3 separate regions of the Homo sapiens genome follow, and all the other regions are linked to region 2. Evidence: chromatin contacts called from ENCODE Hi-C or POLR2A ChIA-PET data. All regions are on one chromosome and are shown on one strand. Each heading gives the region's core, a stretch centred on a gene start or an enhancer-like site at or near the end of the contact. The rest is flanking DNA. Distances are from core to core; before and after follow the strand shown.

Evidence for each region. Hi-C counts contacts between places; a loop is a spot of excess contacts on that map. ChIA-PET counts read pairs that join two places held with the same protein, here RNA polymerase II (POLR2A). Pooled maps may share reads with other maps.
Region 1: a pooled map shows a loop between it and region 2 (2.7-fold over the local background). The contact joins two enhancer-like sites. A Hi-C loop is called at or near these places in 1 of 168 maps with a recorded cell type or tissue (OCI-LY7), 1 of 37 single-sample maps with no recorded cell type and 3 of 50 pooled maps. POLR2A ChIA-PET finds 5 or more read pairs at or near these places in 2 of 52 experiments (A549 and MCF 10A).
Region 3: a loop to region 2 is called in a pooled map, with 5 times the contacts of the local background. The contact joins two enhancer-like sites. A Hi-C loop is called at or near these places in 3 of 37 single-sample maps with no recorded cell type and 2 of 50 pooled maps.

The regions. Positions count from the first base shown.
Region 1 is chr3:101,985,780-101,990,368 of GRCh38, forward strand. All of the region lies in intron 2 of RDUR (RIG-I dependent antiviral response regulator RNA), which reads left to right. Among named protein-coding and RNA genes, the nearest start is that of RDUR, 47 kb to the left of the region's middle. RefSeq lists an enhancer at 2,131-2,180. Within about 2 kb of position 3,037, at least 3 of the 41 ENCODE cell types and tissues checked have a DNase peak (open chromatin) inside an H3K27ac peak, as active enhancers do.
Region 2 is chr3:101,699,334-101,704,242 of GRCh38, forward strand. LOC124906262 (endogenous retrovirus group K member 5 Gag polyprotein) reads left to right here. Exons shown (of 3, transcript XM_047449415.1): 3 at 1-4,440. Among named protein-coding and RNA genes, the nearest start is that of RPL24, 15 kb to the left of the region's middle. RefSeq lists enhancers at 166-925, 1,686-2,445, 2,446-3,204, 3,268-4,467, 4,524-4,909. Within about 2 kb of position 1,931, at least 3 of the 41 ENCODE cell types and tissues checked have a DNase peak (open chromatin) inside an H3K27ac peak, as active enhancers do.
Region 3 is chr3:102,058,389-102,062,919 of GRCh38, forward strand. No RefSeq gene overlaps it. Among named protein-coding and RNA genes, the nearest start is that of RDUR, 120 kb to the left of the region's middle. Within about 2 kb of position 1,328, at least 3 of the 41 ENCODE cell types and tissues checked have a DNase peak (open chromatin) inside an H3K27ac peak, as active enhancers do.

The sequences.
Region 1 (4,589 bases), core at 1,787-4,286, 290 kb after region 2:
CACACACATACTTAATTAACCTTCACAATCACAATATAATTCAAGAACCGAAAGCTCCAGTGGGCAAACATTATGGCTGGGCTGTTTGGCTAGAAGAGTAGAAGGCATATTGAACATATACAGTTCTGCAGATTCTCTTGGCTGATCTGTCTCTAGAACCTTAACCTCTTCCACCCATTTGCTCTGCCTTAGCTGCTGCTGCTGCGCCTCATGACACAACCTCATGACAGGTCCATGAGTGTCTAGCACCTGAGACAGACCAGTTTCTTGCCTGGAGTCTCCGGCTTCTTCCACCACTTTGAGATTTGTATATTGTATCACACAGGCTACGCATGAGCTGTGGCTTCCGAAGCAGCTTCCCAAAGAGTCCAGAGAATACAATCTAGAAGTGTGGGAAAGTTGACTTTTGACAGAGAAAAACAGGAGCTAGAAAAATTTGGGCAGATAAGTATTGTCATCCCTTGGTATCCATGGGGGATTTGTTCCTGGACCTCCCTTGGATACCAAAATCCATGAATGCTCAATGCCCCAGTATAAAATGGCATAATATTAGCATATAACCTGTACACATCTTCCCACATACTTTAAATCTCTCTGGTTGCTTACAGTACTTAATATGATATAAATGCTAAGTAAATAGTTGTCATACTGTGTTGTTTAGAGAATAATGACAAGAAAAAGTGTACATGTTCAGTACAGATGCAATTAAAAAATATTTTTGAGTGGGTGCAGCGCACCAGCATGGCACATGTATACATATGTAACTAACCTGCACAATGTGCACATGTACCCTAAAACTTAAAGTGTAATAAAACAAAAAAAAAAGAAAAAGAAAAAAAGAAAAAAAAATATTTTTGATCTACAGTTGGTTGAATTCACAGATGAAGAACTCAAGGATATGGAGGACCAACCACACTCTTTCCCTTCCTTCCTCTAATAGACTAATGTGAGACACAGCTTCTCTGATCAGTCTGTCTAGAGACATGCTGGGTAGCTGAGCAGGTGACCTCCAAGGGAGTGGCTGAGACTCTTCCAGCTCATTGTGAAGAAGAGGCCATTGTTATGCATTATCTCACATTGCTTGATGTCTTTCTCTGTCTCATTGTCCTTCTCCTCCACTCTTGTTGTCCCAGGATTGTACTTCCCCAAATAAAGGAATACCCTGTAATCTTTGCTCCAGTTTCCGTTTTCTAGAGGTCTTGGAATAAGGAGGAAGAAAGGACAGTCTATGCAGAGTGTAGAATATAGAAAGGAATGATCTGGGCTGAAAACATTTATGTTGGAGGTAGCCAGCGTCAAGTTTTGGAGGGCCATACTGAGGGCCATGTAGATTCTTTGAAGGCCTTTGAGCAGAGGAGTGACATGATGGAAAGTGGGATTTAGGAAGGTAGATCAGGTGGGAATAGAAAATTGGAGTGCTATGAAGTTGGGAGAACTGCAGGCAGAAAGACTAGTAGGATGAGTATAGGGCCAAGCTAGAGAAATGAAATGGCAGATGGAGAATCTTAACATGGCTTTAACTACCTTGGTGAACTAGGAATCAAGGTAATTCACTAGAGGTGAGTAAGAGGAAGATAAAGTTGAGGGGTGGATGGGGAGGAGAACTTCAGTGTACTCTCCTGAGGTCAGGTGGCATCATATTGTTTCTTGCTGGGCCTGGCTGTGTCTAGGTCTTCTGCTCTCCATCAGTACGAAATCTAGGGCAACTGCAGAATTTCTCGTTTCATGATTAGTTTGTGTATTATATGCAAATTGCCAAAAGACTGATCAGATATTTACATGGTCTATTCAATTTGGATTTTGTTAACTAAATGCTGTGAATTTTTTTAATTAATTTTTTTTTTGAGACAGAGTCTCGCTCTGTTGCCCAGGCTGGAGTGCAGTGGCACAACCTCGGTTCACTGCAAACTCCGCCTCTTGGGTTCAAGCAATTCTCTTGCCTCAGCCTCCCAAGTAGCTGGGATTACAAGCATGTGCCACCACGCCTGGCTAATTTTTGTATTTTTAGTAGGAACGAGGTTTCTCACCATGTTGGTCAGGCTGGTCTTGGACTCCTGACCTCAAGTGATCTGCTCACCTCAGCTTCCCAAAGTGCTGGGATTACAGGAGTGAGCCACAGCAAATTAAAATTAAAATTAATTTGTTAATTTTTGTTAATTAAAACTACTATCACAGAAACTGTTATTTACAGCACTTTTAATGAACAAACAGATAAGCCCTGTGGTTACATAGCAATTGACTTTTCTTCTGGCTGTGAAGCCAGAGTAACCACAGAAGAGTCATTTAGTCATGACTTTTGTCTAGATTTTGCTGTTCATGAGAAGGCAGAAGTGGGCTGAACAAGCCATATATTCATTCTGGACTTGAAATGCAGAAGTGTGTGCTCAGTTAGTTTAATTAAAAAATTTCTCAGTTAACATTTAAAAATATTTTTGAATATTTTAAAAATTTTAAGTACTTTATACACTGGCCAGTTATTGAATGCTTGAATGTTTGTTGAAGTTCCCTGTGTTCAAGACTGTTTGCTTCCCTAGAGGAGAAAATAATTAATGTTCTAAAACACAGCATGAACATATTTTATATGTTGAGATAGATAGGCAGCAATAAACTATAAACTAGATGAGATAGTATATCTACACAGCCTCTGAGTTGAGAAAAATTAAAGAATCCTTAAGTTAAACACACACACATGTGCACGCACACACACACACACACATACCCAGAAACACAGAAATGGGTCCCATAAGGAAAAAGGTAATTTATTGTACATGATGCTGTAGTTTCTAGAGACTTAGAGTGTTGTCTGGCTAGCGACTAAAGTAAGAGTCTGGTTTTGACTCCTAGTTGAGCACAGGTGCCAAGGTGGGTCATTTTTCAAAGGGTGGTGTTCTCATAGTGGTACCCTTTTTGTCTCTAGTGTTGAAGTGGTGATGTTGATGCTTCTGAGGAGATAGTATTTTCTCCCAGCCCCGACAACTGCGCTTGCAGAGATCAAGCCTGACCCAGAGATAGTGTCTCACAGCTTTTTGGCTGTATTCATTGGTAAAGAGTCAGTTGCTTGTCATCAGTAATAACAAGTTTCAGTTTCATCACAGGAAAATGTGAGCCAGGAAGGGCATTTAGAAATCAACCAAAGTTGGCTGGGTGTGGTCGCTCATGCCTGTAATCCCAGTGCTTTGGGAGGCCAAGGTGGGATGATTGCCTGAGCTTAGGAGTTTGAGACCATACTGGGTAACATAGTGAGACTGACTACAAAAAAAAAAAAAAAAAAAAAAGGTGAGAGAGAGAAATCAACCAAAGGCCTGTGGGAGACTGACCATTGTCATAGGTGGAAGGCTAAACAGGGTTGTGGGAGTTTCAGAAATGGGGGAGCATTGTAGTTTGAAGTGATGGAGGAGGGCCAAACAGAAAAATAAAAAATCACCTCAGCAGGGAAGCGTGAAGTACAATAAACATATGGATGAAAACAGAACAAGACATGAAAACTTATTTAGTTTTTAAATTTCTGCACACAGGAGAAAGTACGTGCTATGAGTTGGCTCCTTTCACCATACCAAGATGCCTATGCTAGAAGCTTTGAGTGCTGCTTAAAATATTGCTACAAGGTCATGCAGCCTCTGAAGGAGCTTCTTAAGCTGGCCCTAAGTATTATGTTACTATCTTTCTATGCTTTCTTTTTTCCCTGGAGAATAGGTTTAGTTTATGATCCCAACTCCTACTTCTCTGTAGATAATGCTTGCCTCTATTTCTCCAGCCCCCAATTTTCACCTGCGTTCAAACACTATTTTTAGCTGCCTTCTTAGATGCCTTCATTATTATGAACTCATTCAGAAATCATTGTGTCCAAGCCTGAATTTATCTTCCTTTAAAACCTCCCTAAGTTTCTCCCAGTTTTATCTGTGTAATACTGAAATAGTTTAAGTCCCTAAAAACATTCATTACCTCATCCTATACAATTTCCTTGAAATAGTTCTTTACTTACTTTGTTTTATCTTCCTTCCCCTTTTTACTGTCACCTTTAAAACCTCACATTCTCAAGTAATAACCTCTTACCTTATCTTCCTACTGCTAGATAGAGACTCTCCAAACATTATTTCTACTATGAAACCATTTATTGCTTTCCATAGCCTAAAGGGGAGACCATGGATCCTGAGTGGCCTACAGAGAGGTAGGCTCGATAAGAAGGAGATGGAGCGTGTTATAAAGGCGTCTGTCACCACACACATATGGATTTCTCAAGTTTCATATTGAGCTGGCTCAGTGCTCCATCAAAGTTGGAGGCAATGATTGAAGTCAGAGACCTGGTGCAAATTTAGAGACTTGGTGCAACCCAGTCAGAGACCTGGGTTAAGCAGCCTGGTACAAATTTCGGATAAATACGTGGTCTCTGTTGTACTTATCACACATGAAATGGGAAGGTGAGGAGTAAAAATGGGATTATGCCACTGCAGGGTGGATTTGAATTAGACAAAGGAGAGACAGCTGAAGAGATACAGGGCTGTGAGAACATGTATAAGTTAGTTTTTCCATTCCTTAAACCCACACTAAGGCCTTTCCTGACAGGCATTTCTCCCTTCCTTGATTTATTT
Region 2 (4,909 bases), core at 681-3,180:
TCCATCCATATTTTGACTGAAGTATTAAAAGGCATTTTAAATAGATCCAAAAGATTCATTTTTACCTTAATTGCAGTGATTATGGGATTAATTGCAGTCACAGCTACGGCTGCTGTGGCAGGAGTTGCATTGCACTCTTCTGTTCAGTCGGTAAACTTTGTTAATGATTGGCAAAAGAATTCTACAAGATTGTGGAATTCACAATCTAGTATTGATCAAAAATTGGCAAATCAAATTAATGATCTTAGACAAACTGTCATTTGGATGGGAGACAGACTCATGAGCTTAGAACATTGTTTCCAGTTACAGTGTGACTGGAATACGTCAGATTTTTGTATTACACCCCAAATTTATAATGAGTCTGAGCATCACTGGGACATGGTTAGACGCCATCTACAGGGAAGAGAAGATAATCTCACTTTAGACATTTCCAAATTAAAATAACAAATTTTCGAAGCATCAAAAGCCCATTTAAATTTGATGCCAGGAACTGAGGCAATTGCAGGAGTTGCTGATGGCCTCGCAAATCTTAACCCTGTCACTTGGGTTAAGACCATCGGAAGTACTATGATTATAAATCTCATATTAATCCTTGTGTGCCTGTTTTGTCTGTTGTTAGTCTGCAGGTGTACCCAACAGCTCCGAAGAGACAGCGACCATCGAGAACGGGCCATGATGACGATGGCGGTTTTGTCGAAAAGAAAAGGGGGAAATGTGGGGAAAAGCAAGAGAGATCAGATTGTTACTGTGTCTGTGTAGAAAGAAGTAGACATAGGAGACTCCATTTTGTTCTGTACTAAGAAAAATTCTTCTGCCTTGAGATTCTGTTAATCTATGACCTTACCCCCAACCCCGTGCTCTCTGAAACAGGTGCTGTGTCAAACTCAGGGTTAAATGGATTAAGGGTTGTGCAAGATGTGCTTTGTTAAACAAATGCTTGAAGGCAGCATGCTCCTTAAGAGTCATCACCACTCCCTAATCTCAAGTACCCAGGGACACAAAAACTGCGGAAGGCCGCAGGGACCTCTGCCTAGGAAAGCCAGGTATTGTCCAAGGTTTCTCCCCATGTGATAGTCTGAAATATGGCCTCATGGGAAGGGAAAGACCTGACCGTCCCCCAGCCCGACACCCGTAAAGGGTCTGTGCTGAGGAGGATTAGTATAAGAGGAAGGCATTCCTCTTGCAGTTGAGACAAGAGGAAGGCATCTGTCTCCTGCCCGTCCCTGGGCAATGGAATGTCTCGGTATAAAACCCGATTGTACGTTCCATCTACTGAGATAGGAAGAAAACGCCTTAGGGCTGGAGGTGGGACATGCAGGCAGCAATACTGCTTTGTAAAGCATTGAGATGTTTATGTGTATGCATATCTAAAAGCACAGCACTTGATTCTTTACCTTGTCTATGATGCAAAGACCTTTGTTCACGTGTTTGTCTGCTGACCCTCTCCCCACTATTGTCTTGTGACCATGACACATCCCCCTCTCAGAGAAACACCCACGAATGATCAATAAATACTAAGGGAACTCAGAGACGGCGCGGATCCTCCATATGCTGAACGCTGGTTCCCTGGGTCCCCTTATTTCTTTCTCTATACTTTGTCTCTGTGTCTTTTTCTTTTCCAAGTCTCTCATTCCACCTTAAGAGAAACACTCACAGGTGTGGAGGGGCAACCCATCCCTTCAGAGGTGGGTGGATCACCTGAGGTCAGGAGTTCAAGACAAGCCTGGCCAACATGGTGAAACCCCATCTCTACTAAAAATACAAAATTAGCCAGGTGTGGTGGCAGGTGTCTGTAGTCCCAGCTACTTGGGAGGCTGACGAGAATCGCTTGAACCTGGGAGGGGGAGGTTTCAGTGAGCCGAGATTGCACCACTGCACTCCAGCCTGGGGGACAGAGTGAAACTCTGTCTCAAAAAAACAACAAAAAACCCCACCTATAGACAGGACTAGCTACATAAATAACTTGCAGGGCTCAGTGTAAAATGAAAGTGTGAGGTCCCTTTTTCAAAGACGTAGAAGGCCGGGTGCGGTGGCTCATGCCTGTAATCCCAGCACTTTGGGAGGCTGAGGCAGGCAGGTTATGAGGTCAGGAGTTCGAGACAGCCTGACCAATATGGTGAAACCCCATCTCTACTAAAAATACAAAAATTAGCTGGGTGTGGTAGCGGGCGCCTGTAGTCCCAGCTACTCAGGAGGCTGAGGCAGAAGAATTACTTGAACCCAGGAGACGGAGGTTGCAGTGAGCTGAGATCGTGCCACTGCACTCTCCAGCCTCCTCGGTGACAGAGCGAGACTCTGTCTCAAAAAAAAAAAAAAAAACAGAAAAAGGTGCTATTAAAGATACCAAAATATAAGGCACTTTCCTTTATTCTGCAATCTGTCTCTCCACTTTTCATAGTATTTTTTCATTTGTTATTTAACATCATGTTTTGTCAGGTGAGGACATTTACTCAGCCAGTGCAGCACTCACTGGTATCCAGGGGCCATAGGTGATTTGACGCACCCACATGGCCCACCAGCTGTTGAGTTCCACCTCCAGCCAGCCACTGGACCAACATGCAGTGCCCTGGCTGGGGGCAGGAAAGTCTAACAAACCATTTCATTCCACTGTCCTCCTGGCCAAACCCACAGAGGACAGGTAAACCCCCTTGTATGTGTTTTGTACTTGGATCTGGGGTGGGCATCAAGTCACTTGCAGAATGTATGATGGTGCTGCCAGCTTGGGGGAAGGAGGAGGGCAGCAGTAGTATTGGAGGGGAGGGGAAAGATAGGCCATTGTCAGGGAACTGCAGACTCAGCCCGTGGAGGCAGCTGGGGAAGCAGCAGAAAGCGGTACTGCACGTTAGCTGAGACACCAAGCCCTAGGCACATGCTCTATTATTCTCTTGTACTACTTCACTGATAAAACACAAAATTAAAGATAGAATTAGACTTTCAAGACAGCAACAGCAGAAAATTAAACCCCAAGTATGGGACCCTCCTTAGCACAGTGCCGTATGCAACTGCACTGGTCACACAACTTGAAGCTGGCTCTGCCTTTAGATTACAAGAAATTTGGGCAGGGTGTGGCAGTTCATGCCTGTAATCCCAGCACTTTGGGAGGACAAAGCCAGAGGATAGCTTGAGGCCAGGAATTTGAGACCAGACTGGTCAACCTAGAGAGACTCTGTTTCTACAAAATCTAAAAAAAAAATTAGCTGGGCATGGTGGTGCATGCCTGCAGTCTCAGCTACTTGGGAGGCTGAGGTGGGAGGATCGCTTGATCTCAGGAGTTTGAGGCTGCAGTGACACGTGATTGTACCACTGCACTCCAGCCTGGGTGACAGAGCAAGATCCTGTCTCAGAAAAAAAAAAGAAAAAATTTTAGTGACTTTGTTAACCAGTTACAATGTATGGATTTCATTTAAGCCCTGCTTAAATGGACCTGGGGTAATTAGAGTACTTATTGGATTTTTGTTATTAAGATTTACTGTTAATTTTTTAGGTTTTATGATTGTACTGTGGTTATTTTTTAGTTATTTTTTCAAAGTACATACTAAATATATTTACAGATGAAAGAACATGTCTGAGTCAGGCATGATGGCTCACGCTTGTAATGTCAGCACTTTGGGAGGCTGAGGTGGCTGGATCACTTCAGGTCAGGAGTCTGAGACCAGCCTGACCAACATGGTGAATCCCTGTCTCTACTAAAAAAATACAAAATCAGCCAGGTGTGATGGTGCATATCTGTAATCCCAGCTACTTGGGAGGCTGGGGCAGGAGAATTGCTTGAACCCAGGAAGTGGAAGTTGCAGTGAGCCGTGATCACGCCATTGTACTCCAGCCTGGGCAACAAGAGAAATTCTGTCTCAAAAAAAAAAAAAAGAAATAACATATTTAAGATTTGCTTTAAAATAATCTGAAGGCAGAGTTAGTGGGTGTGATAATTAATATTAGATATCAAATTGATTGGATTGACAGATGCCTAGATGCTGAATCATTGTTTCTAGGTGTGTCTGTGAGGGTGTTTCCGGAGGAGATTTACTTGTGAGTCAGTGGACTGAGAGGGAAGGACTCACCCTGAAGGTGGACAGGCACCATGCAATCAGCTGGCCCAACTAGGACAAAGCAGGCAGAAGAAGGGGGATACTCAGCTCATACTGCTTTATTTCTCTTGCTCCCTTCTCGAGTGGGATGCCATCTTTCTTCTGCCCTTGCACATCATACTCCAGGTTCTTTGGGTTTTGGACTCTGGAACTTGCACCAGCAGCCTCTCGGGGATTCTCAGGCCTTCAGCCACAGGTTGGGGACTACGCTTTTGTCTTTCCTAGTTCTAAGGCTTTTGGACTGGAATGAAGCCACCAGCTTTTCTGGTTCTCCAGTTTGTGGACACCCTGTTAGTGAGACTTCTTCACCTTTGTGATTGTGTAAGCCAATTCCGCCTAATAAAATCTCTATCTATCTATCTATCTATCTATCTATCTATCTATCTATCTATCTATCTCCTATTGGTTCTGTCCTGAAGGGGTGGGTTGCCCCTCCACACCTGTGGGTGTTTCTCGTTAGGTGGAATGAGAGACTTGGAAAAGAAAAAGACACAGAGACAAAGTATAGAGAAAGAAATAAGGGAACCCAGGGAACCAGCGTTCAGCATATGGAGGATCCCGCCAGCTTCTGAGTTCCCTTAGTATTTATTGATCATTCGTGGGTGTTTCTCCGAGAGGGGGATGTGTCAGGGTCACAAGACAATAGTGGGGAGAGGGTCAGCAGACAAACACGTGAACAAAGGTCTTTGCATCACAGACAAGGTAAAGAATCAAGTGCTGTGCTTTTTGATACGCATACACATAAACATCTCAATGCTTTACAAAGCAGTATTGCTGCCCGCGTGTCCCACCTCCAGCCCTAAGGCGGTTTTTCCCTATCTCAG
Region 3 (4,531 bases), core at 78-2,577, 360 kb after region 2:
GAGGGATGGTTGCAATTTCAAAAAGATTTAAGGAAGGCTCACTGAGTTGTGGCATTTGGCCAAAGACCCAAAGGAAGCAAGGGAGTGAGGCACACTGATGGCTTCTAGGGCAAAAGTGTTCTTGGTTGAGAGAACAGCAGTGCCAAAATCCTGAGGTGGGAGTGTGTCTGATGCATTGGAGAACAGAAAGAAGACAAGTGTGTTCAGTATAGAGTGGATGGGAGGGAGGAGAAAAGGTCAGGTACCTAACAGGGAGTCAGACTGCACAGGGTCTTTCAGCCATTGAAAGACCTTTGGTTTGGGAAGCCTTTAGGGAGGGGAGAGGGTAGAACAAAAGAAAGGCAGGATCTGGCCTACATTTATATGGGTCACTCTGGCCACTGTGTTGAGCATAGAGTTTGGGGGCAAAGTTCTGAAGGAAATCCTAAAAAGATATTTATTTGTTAATGGGAGTGGAGTTCATGATGTTTGGAGTTGAGAGTTGTATGAAGGGTGGGCAGGGTTGACAGCCTGCACAATATGGACTACACAGATTCCAAAGATGCCATGCCCATGGGCAAGCTGTTCATGGGTAACTCTGGTAATAAGGCCATGCTCTAGAAAGAGTACAACATGATGTCTGGTATGGGCTTGGGACCTGTGGGGCGGTACCTGCTGTCTGCTTTGGGGTTGAGGCAGTCAGTCCCTCAGAGGTCCTGTGCTACAGTTCGGATATTTGGCCCTCCAAGCTGCAGGTTGAAATCTGATCCCCAGTGTTGGAAGTGGGGCCTAATGAGACATGTTTGGGTCATGGAGGTGGATCCCTTACGAATGGTTTGGTGCTGTCCTCTCCGTAATGAGTGAGTTCCCTTCTCACTCTAGTAGTTCTCTGGAGAGCTGATTATTAAAAAGAGTCTGGCACCTCCTCTTCTCTCTCTCTTGCTTCCTCTTACCATGTATTCTGCCTGTGCCAGCTCCCTTTCCCTTTCTGCCATGAGTAGAGGCAGCTTGAGGCCCTCACCAGGTGCAGACGCTGGCTCCATGCTTCTTGTACAGTTTACAGAATTGTGAGCCAAGTAAACCGGTTTTCTTTATAAATTATCCAGCCTCAGGTATTCCTCTATAGCAAAACAAATGGACTAAGACCCCCCTGTGATTGGAGCAACTTGTTGAGGCTAGCTAGTAAAGGGGACAACTGCCCACGGAGGAGTTCTTTCTTCCTGAGTGAATGGGTCAGACTCGTTTTTAAAAAATTTCTGTGGTGCTCATGTCTGAGGGAATTTGAGCAAAATGTCATGGGCAGCAGACCACAGCTGGGTGGTTCCCACTAGAGAAATTCTACTTTATTCCTTCATTAGTACTAATGAAACTCACTCTGTGAAAGGAAATCACATGACGAGACCACAGCTGTTTCACCGAAAGTGCCACTAACTTGAGCTGTAAAGCTGTTCATAACCTTTAACCTGGAGCTGAGGCTTCAATAAAATAAGCCCCAAATAAACAACCAAAGAAGTAATTGCACAGACATGTTTCAAATTTAACACTGAGAATTTATAACCTAAAATGATCCAAGTGTTCAAGAAGAAAGTAATAGCTAAACAAATCACAAAAAAATATATATATAAAATAAGAAGATGGAATGCCACAGAGACATTAGAAATAAAATCTCTGGGGGTTCTTTTGGTGAAATGAAAAGTACCTAAGAGGGCCGGGCACGGTGACTCACGCCTGTAATCCCAGCACTTTGGGAGGCCGAGGCGAGTGGATCATGAGGTCAAGAGATCGAGACCATCCTGGCCAACACGGTGAAACCCGTCTCTACTAAAAATACAAAAATTAGCTGGACGTGGTGGCACATGCCTGTAGTCCCAGCTACTCAGGAGGCTGAGGCAGGAGAATCGCTTGAACTGGGAGGTGTAGGTTGCAGTGAGCGGAGATCACGCCACTGCACTCCACCCTGGTAACAGAGCCAGACTTCATCTCAAAAAAAAAAAAAAAAAAGTACATGAGATTATTTAGGTGAATAATGTAAAACAAAAAATTGAATGTTTGTATAATTATACCTATTATCTCAAATATGTGTACTCACTGGCAGATGGATTTAGAGAAATAGAGTTTATAAATGAATTTGGAGAAATAAAAATTGAGCTTAAACTCACGGGTTGTTTTATGTAAAGTGATTAGATTGTAAACATAAATATAAAAAATAAAGTCTTCAGAGGAGATGGGGGAGGTAGGCAGCTTCAGTGCAGAATAAGGCTGCTGACTCTCCGTCCTTATACACTACTTAGACTGTTAGTACTCTTCAGTAAAGTGTATTTATCTTTATTACTTTTCAAATAGAACAAGTTTACCTTTTATTATGAAAATAATGTATTATTATTATTTTAATTCAAAGAGTACAGGAACACTTAAAAGAGAAAGTACAACTAACCATGAATCTTACCATCTATGGTGATTCATATTTTAAATATCAGAAAAAAGGCACCTATGCCTCATCTTCCTCATTAATATGGCCTATTCACTATGTGCTGAGAAGACTAAGGAAGAAGCAGATAAGGCGAGAGCCCTTGATTATTAGCCTTGAAAGCCCACCAGAATAGGAGGGAATATTCCCAGGTTGCTGTGTACTTGGTCACTGATGACTCATCTCTGTCCCAAAGGCCATGTGCAGCTCTGTCAGCTCTATGAACAGCCCTACCACTGGATTTCAGAATGAAAGATTAGAAAGCCACCTTTGTGTGCCTTCTTTGTAAGCAAACTTATATATTTACATTGTGGAAAAGTGGTGCCAAGTTTAATGAGTTAAATTCCTCTGTTTAGTAAAGATAGTGACATATAAGAATATACTTTTTTTCCTCCAAGGGGCTCAATGAATGTGTAAAGTAAGTTTTTTGGGGGGCAGGGGATAATATTTAAAATATAGACCATCACAGCTGGTAGAATTTTACTTTCTCCTTTAAATATTACTGTACTGTTTGATTTTTTAAAAATGAGTGCATTATTTTTACAATGAAAGGTAAATTTGTCCTGTTTGAAAAAAATGCACCGAGTCAATATTTTTATTTTTCCTAAATTGACCCTTATAAATATTAATAGATCAGATCACATAAAATTAAAAATCTCTGTGACAACCTTCCCCAACCCAATAAACAATGTTTAAAGATTGATGACAAACTGGGACTATCAATTATTATTTAAAATACATAAAATAATTTATAAATCACAAAGAATATAATGAAAAAAGGTCCAGAGATATTAATAGACACAAAAATTTGAATTGGCCATAGACATGAAAAAAAGCAAAACTTATTTGTGGTTACATAAATGCAAATTAAAAGCAATTAGCTACTAGTTTTTATCTTTTAGAGTGGGAAATATTAATTACTCTTAGTCATTGTTGGCTATAAAGACTATAGGCGTTCTCATACATGTTTGTGAGAATTTCAATTGGTGCAACTTATTTAAAGGAAATATCTATTTAAGTTTTAAATGGGAATATCCTTTGACCCTCATATTGTACTTCTAAGGTATTTCCAACAATGTAACTGTAAAATTTTACACAGGTTTTATGATTAGATGGCTTATGGTAGAATTGCTTTGTTACATGGCCATTGAACATGGCATTGGGAGTTAGAAAATTGAATGCCTCTGGGGTCCAGATTTAAGGAAGACTAGAAAGTGGTGGGGCATTATGAGAACTTGAAGCCCACAGGCTGTGCTATCTCAGCTCAGTGTATTGCCCTACACCCTTCAGTTTTCAAGATAAGGCCTTTTACATAATCTTTCCACATTTAAAAATGTGGGCCCTTTAGTCTAAACTTTTAAAATACCATCTAGACCACCACAGTATCTAGATTTTGGCCAACTTTTTCAATCCTTGGTGTATATCTATCTTCTCATATATTTTTACTTCTAAAATGTGTGCAAAAATGGGCACAGAAGGGTGAAAATAACATATATATATAATGTTTAAAAAATAATAAAAGAAATTCCAGTCATGTTACTACTACTCACCTTGACAAATAGAACATTAACCAAACTTTTGTGTCTTACTACAATTATATTTGATTTGTTTCTCTTAAGAGGTAATCACTCCCTTTAATTTTGCTTTTATGTCTTGTTTTTCTTTATATTGTTAGCAATGATATCTCTACATTGGATTTTGCTTAGTTTTTACTGGTATTAAACTTGTAAAAAGAAATCAGGCTGTAATGTATTCTGAGACTTTTTGAGATTCATCCATGTTTTTGTCTAAATAGTTTATACTTTTAGATTTAGTATAATGTGCTAAAGTTTAATATGCATGCCATATTAAATTATTTTAGAGCATTAAGAAAAAGGGTGTTTGTGGGGGCGCTGTCAGCCCAGCTGGTTTTCTGTCCCCTATACTGCTTTTGCCATGGTAGGGTCACTGGGCTAAGGTGAGGGCACAGGCCCTGTGCTGCGAGCCCTTCAGAAGCATGTTGGTGATTGGTCCTGGGATGAGTGGCATCCTTTCTGATGATCGGGCTATGAGGTACTGCTACTGTCTCTTCAGAGACCCCCATAA